2 separate regions of the Homo sapiens genome follow, and region 2 is linked to region 1. A link is an interaction called in ENCODE POLR2A ChIA-PET data of the cell type or tissue named here. Cell type or tissue: OCI-LY7. All regions are shown on one strand. Each heading gives the region's core, and the rest is flanking DNA. Links, peaks and the distances in the headings are about the cores only. Region 1 overlaps SYT11 (synaptotagmin 11). Region 2 overlaps ASH1L (ASH1 like histone lysine methyltransferase).

What was found. ChIA-PET counts read pairs that join two places held together with the same protein. Peaks named below come from ENCODE experiments on the same cell type or tissue, not always from the same donor. Only the 100,000 strongest peaks of a DNase experiment are listed, where the experiment ranks them.
Region 2: POLR2A ChIA-PET joins it to region 1 with 5 read pairs; 2 of 35 experiments call an interaction of 5 or more read pairs at or near these places.

What each region holds. Positions count from the first base shown.
Region 1 is chr1:155,879,198-155,884,573 of GRCh38, reverse strand. SYT11 (synaptotagmin 11) reads right to left here. Exons shown (of 4, transcript NM_152280.5): 3 at 3,951-4,074; 4 at 1-3,376. The coding sequence ends at 3,066. Among named protein-coding and RNA genes, the nearest start is that of SYT11, 22 kb to the right of the region's middle. In OCI-LY7, for the core only: CTCF peaks have their summits at 1,164 and 1,485; DNase peaks (open chromatin) are centred at 393, 913 and 2,113; H3K4me3 peaks cover 2,452 bases; H3K27ac peaks cover 5,000 bases.
Region 2 is chr1:155,418,503-155,423,878 of GRCh38, reverse strand. The region is part of intron 5 of ASH1L (ASH1 like histone lysine methyltransferase); the gene reads left to right. It also overlaps the pseudogene RNU6-1297P. Among named protein-coding and RNA genes, the nearest start is that of MIR555, 75 kb to the right of the region's middle. In OCI-LY7, for the core only: no CTCF peak of the experiment used is centred there; no DNase peak of the experiment used is centred there.

The sequences.
Region 1 (5,376 bases), core at 1-5,000:
CATTCCTCCTCCACTCTTATCAGTTAGCTCTGGAAAGAACAAATGTGAAAGCCAAAGTCAGCTAAGAAACTTTGAGACGGCAAAGTCAAGGGCACGATGGATCAGGCCTGAGGTAGGAGGGAGGAGCCCTGCACTGTCCGCCTCTTTGCCTTTTTCTGGCAAAGACACTGAGGCAGTTCCTAGGCTACAGAACAACTGGTTCCTCCCCTGTCACCTCAGCACCCACTGCTCAGTAGACCCAAAGATGCAAGGAATAAAGCTACAAGGAAATGGGGAAGAGAGAGGAGAGTGGGGTGAGGCTGTTTTCCCAGACGTTTGTCAGGAGGAGCTACAGAGGCACACACAGCAGGGCAAAGACCAGACTATCTCCACCTGTTGTTTTGCATTGTTTCTGGGAAGGAAACAAAAGCGGGTTTGCTCAGCGATTTCTGATCTTTAGACATTAAGGCGATGAAGAGGAACCATTTAAATTTTTTCCTAATGGGGCTTCAGAATGCTCCTGTCAGATTTACATTAAACTATCTCAAAATGCATTTTTAGAAAACAAAAATTATTTTCTTCTACTTATGATACAGTATTTACATTTCATGGGGTATAGGACAGAGACTAGTGGTATGACCCCAACTGATGGTGAAGTTGTGAGTCAGATTATGGGGGGTGGGGGTTGGCAGGGACAAGAACAGAGAGTAGGCTTTGTGACTGCTCAGAATTGCTCTGCATTGTCAAGAACATGGGCTGAAATCAAACAAAAGGTTTAGGGGGAGCAGAATGGTTTTAAATCCACAAAAGCTGAGGGAACACTGAAAGCAAGATCACCCCCCCGTCCATAGAGACTCAGCTTTCCGACTCCCTTCGCCAAAGCAAGGTTAAAAGTGATGTTCTTCTATGGAAGTGAACACTTCAGTCTCAACTAACCTTTCACGCCCTGGATCAAGCTGTTAAGCAACAGCTTGACTGAGTTCCTCCTCAGGTGGGCAAAAATATCTACTGCCTATCCAAGTTTACCTAGTTTATTTTAATTAATTAATTAATTAATTTTTGAGACAGGATCTCACTCTGTTACCCAGCCCAGAGTGCAGTGGCATGATCATGGCTCACTGCAGCCTCTACCTCTGGGCTCAAATGATCCTCCCACCTCAGCCTCCTGAATAGCTGGGACCACAGGCGTGCAGCACCACACCTAGTTAATTTTTTGTATTTTTGATAGAGATGGAGTTTCGTCATGTAGCCCAGGCTGGTCTTGAACTCCTGGGCTCAAGCGATCTTTCCACCTCGGCCTCCCAAAATACTGGGATTACAGGCGTGAGCCACTGCGCCCGGCCCCAAGTTTACCTATTATCCATGGAGTCTGTGCCATCTGCAAAGTCTCAACGTTGGAGACACAGCTGCTGTAGGAGTAAAGAGACTTGAATTCTAATCCCAGAAAGATGCTGAATCTCTCTCAACCTCTATTGCCCATTGGTAGAAGAAGAATTGCATCCTGTAGTTCCTCCATCCCTCCACCATGTGGTAAGACATAAATTCCAAGAATTATGCAGCTCGTTTTGAGGAAAAGAATGCTCTGAAAGAATCCAACTTATCTTCATTCACTCAGTCACACTGTTATTTTTTTAAGAGCTAAATTTTTATTGAAAAATTTAAGGAGAACTTCTGAGGGCCCCTGTTTTATGAAGCAAAGCTAACCTCATTACAACATCTAAGCTATTTGAGAAGACTCTAAAGCATCTCCATGGTCGGCATTTCCAGAAAAACAAAGGCCAGTGTAATTCTTCAAACCTCTGATGACTTCCAACCCATCAACCAAGAAATGGCTGTCACTACAGTAGATAGCTGCAAAGGGGAATGGCTGTCGTCACTTGTCTCCTCTCCTTGTCCTTATACCTGAAAACAGCTTTTGGGATCAGCTGGATGTGTTCATTGGTACTATCCTATAGCTGAATTTGAAGTTTCCAAAGCTCCTTTTAGAGAAGTCATCAAGTTTGATAAAATCCAAGTTCTGATGTCTTGGATGCATAAGTCTGATGTATTCTCTGTGCTTCAGTTAGGTCTGTCAGTTAATTATAGACTGCCTTTTACTACTTCATAGCAGAAGAGCTGATAGCAAAAATACCCCATTTCTCAATTCCTCTTTCTCCTGCAAACCTTGCCTCATCCACCCCACCTTTGTTTCTTGGCTTACTGCAGACCTCTAGACCTTGAGGTCAAAGAGCAGAGATATAAGAGGCAATAAAAAGAAAAGATGGGAATGATGAAAACATGAGGTTTTATAAGAGCAAAATTTTCTTCTGCAGAGGTGGGGAGTGGGAGAAATTCTCCAGAGAAGCCCAATAAAAAGAAGCCAATTTCAGGTAATCAGCAAATACAATTCAGCACAAAACACAATTTCCATGGATTAAAATCTGCAACTTGATATTGGCAGTTAGGCTAATTTCTTCAGTTTGTATTAGACATGCAAGTATATGGTTACATTGTTATATATAGATTTATAGGGGTCTTTCCCTCTCTTTTGTCCCCCATTAAAAAAAAAAAACAAAACAAAACCAGAGGCCGGGCACGGTGGCTCGCACCTGTAATCCCAGCACTTTGGGAGGCCGAGGCGGGTGGATCACCTGAGGTCTGGAATTCGAGACCAGCCTGGCCAACATGGTGAAACCCATCTCTACTGAAAATACAAAAAATTAGCCGGGCATGCTCGTGGGTGCCTGTAATCCCAGCTACTTGGGAGGCTGAGGGAGGAGAATCACTTGAACCTGGAGGGCAGAGGTTGCAGTGAGTTGAGATCTCACCATTGCACTCCAGCCCGGGCAACAAGAGCGAAACTCCACCTCAAAAAAAATAAAGTAAAATAAAAGATTCTAGCGCCTTGCAAAGCAGAAAAAAAAACATCATTGCTAAGAACTGATCTGCAGCTGTGGTCATATAGGGTGTTCTTTGTGGAATTTGTTTTGTAAGAAATTTTCTTCTACAACTAAAATGAGGTTTGGAGTCCACTTCTCTGTCATCTTTTTCCCCTCCACATCCCTCCCCAGCTTGGCCCCCGGGGATTAGAGGAGAGAAGAACAGGATTAGTACTCGCTCAGACTGTGCCACTTGGCCACAGGCTTGCGGGGGCTCTCGCAGACCTCTCTCCAGTGTTCAGCACCACTGGCTGTGACACTGTGTGCCCCCAGGATCAGCCTCCCCACCACCTCATTCTTGGTGGTGCGATCGAAGTCGATAACGAGGAACTCGATGCTGATATCAGGCAGGAGGTCAGTGGGGATGTCGTAGATGAAAGATTCATTGAAGATGGGGTTCAAAGTGCACTTCTTCACATGGGTTTTCTTCTTGGCAATGCGCTTTCTGCCGTAGTAGACGTTCACCTTGACATAAGGATCTGGGGCCCCCAAAGAGATAAGAAAAAGGGAGACAGACCTATGACACAGTCCTCTCCTATGTAATGGTAATTTCATGTTGGGAAAGGGGGGGCTCTGTTGTTCGTATCTTTGATGGCCATCCCATGTGTTCTTTAGTGATTGCACAATAAACACACACTGACTATATGTGAGTCTGCCTGCCTGGATGAGGGGCCAAGGAAACCAAGCAGGAATAGAACAGAACAACTTTCTCAGGTTAGGTCTGAAGAAATCCCATGATACCAAGAAGTATATTAAAGGGCACAGAGACAAATGCCTGCAGCCTTTTTGAGAAGTCTCTCTTAGCACCTGGCATGAATATTATTTAGGATACCTTGCCAAATGTAAAGACCCCATTTGTTCAACTGAAGAATCTTCCTAGCCAGGGAAATCTATTGGACGTAGATACTCATCAGGAAGAGAATGTCTACAGAAAGAGGAGCAGATTAAAAGTGAAAGAGGCAAGGATCTTGAAGTGTGGAGGTCTATCTGGGCCACAGGCAAGGAGTCGGGGATGGTTCAGACAGTAAGAAATAGGTTGAAGTAAATAGCTGCTACCTGAGAGACCGGTGATATCCATCTTCGGCAAGTGTCTGGCTTTGAGGACCACCACTGTCATTCTCTGTGCCACAGGCTGATATGACAGAGACACCTGGAGCTCCCCTCTGCTGATGCACTTCTGTGAGGAAAAAATGGCAGGTGAGAATCCTGGCAGAGGGTGCAGGGCAGAGCACAAAAAGTGTGCAGAGCAGTGGGAAGAGTCTGGGGGAGGACAAGTGCAGGGATGATAAGTTTTTTGGAAAGATGCTCATCCCCTGGAAAGGTGTTATGATTTTATTTAACAAGGAGGGAGAAAGGAAACATTATAACCATAATTCTGATATTAAATAATTTGCATGGAGAGCCCACATAGCCTTGGATTTATGAGCATGACCTCTGGAGCCAGATTAGCCTGGATTCAAATCCTGACTATTTCTCTTTTTTTTTGAGACAGGTTCTCACTCTGTTGCCCAGATTGGAATTCAGTGACGTGATCTTGGCTCACTGCAGCCTCCATCTCCTGGACTCTAGCAATCCTCCCACCTCAGCCTCCTGAGTAGCTAGGACTACAGGTGTGTGCCACCACATCTGGCTAATTTTTCTTTTTTCTATACACAGAGTCTCACTGTGTAGCCCAGGCTGGTCTTGAATTCCTGGTCTCAAGTGATCCTCCCGCCTCAGCCTCCCAAAATGCTGGGATTACAGGCATAAGCCACCATGCCCAGTTGCTATTTCTTATCTGTGACCTTGGACAAGTTACTCAACATCTCTGTACTTCAGTTTCCTCACCTATAAAATGTGGGTGAAAGGTTGTACCTACCACATAGCATTATCAGAAGGATTAAATAAGTTAAAATTTGTAAACTGCAATGGTGCCCAGCACATAGTGCGCACTATAGAAGTGCATCCTCTCATTTGGTTCTTATCCTTTAAAAAGTTCTGAAGACTGTACAGTGGGAGGTAGGAGAACTGGGTTTGAATCTTAACCTTGCCACTTACTCACCACATGTCCTTGGGCAAGTCCCTGAACCTGTCCCTGCATTTCACAGGGTGAATATCCACACCTGCTCTGCCCACCCCAATGTGCACTCCAGTGTATCTTCTCCAGCCAAGTCAGCTTCCTCCCCAGCACCCTGATCTTTGTTTCTCCATCTTTAAATGTGATGCTAGGCTCCATTTTGAGCTTGAAAAAACCTCTAGTCCTCCAATAACTTTTTTTTTGAGACAGAGGCTCGCTCTTGTCGCCCAGGCTGGAGTGCAGTGGCGTGATCTCGGCTCACTGCAACCTCTGCCTCCCAGGTTCAAGTGATTCTCCTGTCTCAGCCTCCAGAGTAGCTGGGATTACAGGTGCCCGCCACCATGCCCGGCTAATTTTTGTATTCTTAGTAAAGACAGGATTTCACCATGTTGGCCAGGCTGGTCTCGAACTCCTGACCTCAAG
Region 2 (5,376 bases), core at 1-5,000, 460 kb after region 1:
GGGCGCCTGTAATCCTAGCTACTCCGGAGGCTGAGGCAGGTTAATTGCTTGAACCTGGGAGGTGGAGGTTGCAGTGCGCCGAATCACGCCATTGCATTGCAGCCTGAGCGAGAGACTGAGACTCCGTCTCAAAAGAAGAAAGATAAATGAATCTAGCATAAGGACTTGAAAAAAGAAAAGGAATTTTGCAAAGCCATCACCGTAGCTGTGCCAGCAAGTGCGAAAACTTAGTACTTTTTCCAAGGTATCTTTTTATCTCATATTGAAAATGCAGGGGTTTTTTTGTTTTTGTTTTGTTTTGTTTTGTTTTTGAGACAGAGTCTTGCTCTGTCGCCAGGCTGGAGTGCGGTGGCACGATCTTGGCTCACTGCAACCTCTGCCTCCCGGGTTCCAGCAATTCCCCGACGTCAGCCTCCCGAGTAGCTGGGACTACCACCGCACCCGGCTAATTTTTTGCATTTTAGTAGAGACGGGGTTTCACCATGTTGGCCAGGATGGTCACAATCTCCTGAACTCGTGATCTGCCTGCCTCGGCCTCCCAACGTGCTGGGATTACAGGTGTGAGCCACCATGCCTGGCCGAAAATGCAGTTTTTATGTGGATGCAGGATTGCCTTAAAAAAGCATACATGTCCAGGCGTGGTGGCTCACGCCTGTAATCCCAACACTTTGGGAGGCCGAGGTGGGTAGATCACCTGAGGTCAGGAGATTGTGATCAGCCTGGCCAGCATGACGAAACACTGTCTCTACTAAAAATGCAAAAATTAGCTGGGCATGGTGGTAGGTACCTGTAATCCCAGCTACTCGGAAGGCTAAGGCAGGGAGAGTTGCTTGAGCCTGGGAGGCAGAGCTTACAGAGAGCCGAGATCGCACCACTGCACTCCAGCCTGGGCAACAAAGCGAGACTCCGTCTGAAAAAAAAAAAAAAGAAAGGCCAGCTCAATGGCTCACGCCTGTAATCCCAGCACTTTGGGAGGCCGAGGCAGGCGATCATTTGAAGTCAGTAGTTCAAGACCAGCCTGGTCAACATGGTGAAACCTGTCTCTATTAAAAACACAAAAAAATAGCCAGGCGTGGTAGCGGGTGCCTGTAGTCTCAGCTCTTCAGGAAGCTGAGGCAGGAGAAATCGCTTGAACCCAGGAGGTGGAGGCTGCAGTGAGCCGAGATCACGCCACTGCACTCCAGCCTCAGCGGCAGAGTAAAACTCAGTCTCAAAAAAAAAAAAACAGAAAGAAAAAGAAAAAATCAAGGTAAAAGGAGAAGCTTCTGCCAACCAAGAGGCAGTAGACAAGTTCCCAGATGCTATTAAGAAAATCATTAGCAGCCGGACGCAGTGGCTCATGCCTGTAATCCCAGGCATGCCTCCCACTTTGGGAGGCAGAGGCATGTAAATCATCTGAGGTCAGGAGTTCAAGAGCAGCCTGGCAAACATGGTGAAACCCCGCTTCTACTAAAAATACAAAAATTAGCAGACCCTGGTGGCCCGGAGGTTGCAGTGAGGCGAGATCATGCCATTGCACTCCAGCCTGGGCTACAAGAGCAAGATGCCATCTCAAAAAAAAAAAAAAAAAAAAAATTAGCTGGGCGTGGTGGTGTGACCCTGTAATCCCAGCTACTCGGGAGGCTGAGGCAGGAGAATCGCTTGAACCCAGGAGGTAGGGTTGCAGCGAGCCGAGATCGTGCCACTGCACTCCAGCCTGGTTGACGGAATGAGACTCTGACTCAAAAAAGAATAAAAGTGAAGTAAGCCAGACACAAGTGGACATATATTTTATGATTCCACTAGTATGAGGAACCTGGAATAGACAAATTCATACAGGCGGAAAGTAGAATATTGGTTATTAGGGGTTGGAGGGAGGATGGAATAGAGTTTTTCTTTAATAGGATCAGTTATTCTGTCTGGGAGGATGAAAAAGATGTGGAGATGGATGGATACTGGTGATGGTTGTACAACAATGTGAATGTACTTTGATGTCACTGAACTGTCCAGACCACTTAAAATGGTTTAAAAGGTAGATATTATGGTATATGCATTTTACCACAATTTTTCAAAAAAAAAATTAGTCATATGTGTATCTATTTCTACACTCTATTACGTTGTTCTACATTTATTTTGTGTAGCTAGTATCACATTGTCCTGATTACAATACATTTACAGTAAGTCTTGAAATTAGATAAATCCTCCAATTTTTTTTTAGTTTTTTTTTTTGAGATGGAGTCTTGCTCTGTCGCCCAAGATGGAGTGCAGTGGCGTGATCTCGGCTCACTGCAACCTCTGCCTCCCGGGTTCATGCCATTCTCCTGCCTCAGCCTCCCGAGTAGCTGGGACTACAGGCACCCACCACCATGCCCGGCTATTTTTTCTATTTTTAGAAGAGACGGGGTTTCACCGTGTTAGCCAGGATGGTCTCAATCTTCTGATCTCGTGATCCACCTGCCTCGGCCTCCCAAAGTGCTGGAATTACAGGCGTGAGCCACCATGCCTGGCCTTAGGTTTTGTCTTTCCATAGCAATTTGTGAATTATCTTGGCATTTTCTCAAAAAAAAAAAAAAAAAAAAAAACTGTTGGTACTTGAGATTGTGTTAGATCTATAGATCAGTTTGGGGGAAAGTTGCAATCACCAACTTTTTTTTTTTTTTTTTTTTTTTAAGACACAGAATCTTCCTCTGTTGCCCAGGCTGGAGTGCAATGGCTTACTGTCAGCCTTGACCTCCTAGGTTTAAGCAGTCTTCCCACTTTAGCCTCTTCAGTAGCTGGGACTACAAGTGTAAGCCATCACACCTGGCTAGTTTTTTAAAATTTTTTGCAAAGATGGGGTCTGACTATGTTGCCTCGGTTGGTCTCCAACCTCTGGGCTCAAGTGATCCTCCTGCCTCAGCCTCCCAAAGTGCTGGGATTACAGGTGAAAGCTGCCAAGCCTGGACAGAAATTGCCATCTTAATGACATTCAGTGTTTAATTCCATGGACATCCATGGACATGGTATGTTACTGCATTTATTTTAGGTTATCTTTGATTTTTTTTTTTTTTTTAATGGAGCCTTGCTCTGTCACCTAGGCTAAAGTGCAGTAGTGCGATCTTGGCTCACTGCAACCTCCACCTCCCGGGCTCAAGTGATTCTCCTGCCTCAGCCTCCCGAGTAGCTGAGGTTACAGGTGCCTGGCACCATGCCTGGCTAATTTTTATATTTTAGTAGAGATGGAGTTTCACCATGTTGGCCAGGCTGGTCTCAAACTCCTGACCTCAAGTGATCCACCTACTTCGGCCTCCCAAAGTGCTGGGATTACAGGCATGAGCCACCACACCTGGCCTTTTTTTTTTTAAATTCATTGTTTTGTTTATACTCTTATGTACTGCATGTATTTGTTAGATTTATATTTTGGTTTTCTTTTAAATTTGTACTTTATTATATTTATACATTTATAAAGAAATTATATTTCTGTATTATTTTGTTTGATTTATATCTAAGCATTTAATGCTTTTCTTGTTTTTTTGTTTTTGTTTTTTTTTTTTTTTGAGATGGAGTCTCATTCTGTTGCCCAGGCTGGAGTGTTTTTTTTTGAGATGGAGTCTCATTCTGTTGCCCAGCCAAGATGGAACCATTTTGGCTCAATTCAACCTCCACCTCCTGGGTTCAAGCGATTCTCCTGCCTCAGCTTCCTGAGAAGCTGGGACTACAGGTGTGTGCCACCACACCCAGCTAATTTTTGTATTTTGTATTTTAAGTAGAGACGGGGTTTCACCATGTTCACCAGGCTGGTCTCAAACTCCTGACCTTAGGTGGTCCGCCCGCCTCATCCTCCCACAGTGTTGGGATTATAGGAGTGAGTCACCCTGCCTGGCTACTATTCTACTGTTTAAGTAGCATTGTTTAATTTTGATTTCAGTTTTCTCATTGATAGAACATACAAATACAGTTGAATTTGACCTTGGATTCTGCAACATTGTTGTGTATTTCACTAATTGTAGTACTTTCTCTTTTGTAGAGTCTTTGGGTGTTTTTATATAGACAATCACACAATGTGTGAGTAGAGATAGTTTGTAATTCTTCCTTTTCAATATTGTTTTCTTTTTCTGGCCTTTTTGCACTGGCTAGGACCTCTGTTATGATACTGAACATATATGATGAAAGCATATGTTTGCCTTGTCCTTAATAATAGGGAAACTTTATGCAATTTAACCTGTACATATGAGGCAAATCAAATATCTGGGAAACTTCCTGCCTGGTCATTGCCAGTACATTTGCTTATGTTTATTTTATAGACAATTTCCAGAGTTTTTAGTTGTACTTAGTAAAATGAGAGGTAGATGTGCATCTGTTCGATTTTTGTGTGGAACAAGAATCACCTGTATTATTTTTTAAGTAAAATGCTTTGTTTAAAAATATGGAACACTTCACAAGTTTGCATATCATTCTTGCACCAGGGCCATGCTCATCTCTGTATTGTTCCAATTTTAGTATATGTGCTGCTGAATCAAGCACATCTTTTTTTTTTTTTAATGTTTTTGTTTTATTTTGATTTCTATTTTGATAAGCTTCCCCTTTGCCTCTCCTTTTAACACTGTTTGATGTCATTACATTGTCTTCTGGTTTGCACTGTTTTGGATATGAGATCTAAACTTTTTTATTATTATTATTTTTTTAAGAAATGGGTCTTGCTATGTTGCCCAGGCTGGTCTTGAACTCCTGGGCTCAAGCAATCCTCCTGCGTCAGCCACACAAAGTGCTGGGATTACAGGCATGAGCCACTGTGCTCGGCCCCTTTTTATAACGTGTGTTTTCTCTTTAGCTGCTGCTTTTTTGTTTAATTAATTAATTTATTTATTTATTTGCCCTCCCAGGCTGGAGTGCAGTGGTGCGATCTCAGCTCACTGCAAGCTCTCGGGTTCACACCATTCTCCTGCCTCAGCCTCCCGAGTAGCTGGGACTACAGGCACCCACCACCACGCCTGGCTAATTTCTTTTTTATTTTTAGTAGAGTCGGGGTTTCGCCGTGTTAGCCAGGATGGTCACAATCTCCTGACCTCGTGATCCACCCACCTCGGCCTCCCAAAGTGCTGGGATTACAGGCGTGAGCCACTGCGCCCAGCCTCTTTAGCTTCTTTTGTTTTCTTCATCAGTAGTTTTTAACAAGTTTATTACGATATACTGGACCTTGTTTTATTTATCCTGCCTATGGTTTGCTTACTTTCTTCTAACTCTGAGGTTATGCTTTTTATCATTTTGGGAAACTTTTTAGCCATAATTCTCAATTTTTTTCATTGTGAATTTTTTATTTTGTGAATGTTACATCATTGTATATCTGGTTTTTGTTGTTTTCCTTTACAAGTGTCCAATTGTTTTAGTAGTAAGTTTTCTCCTTTCCCGGGATTCTAA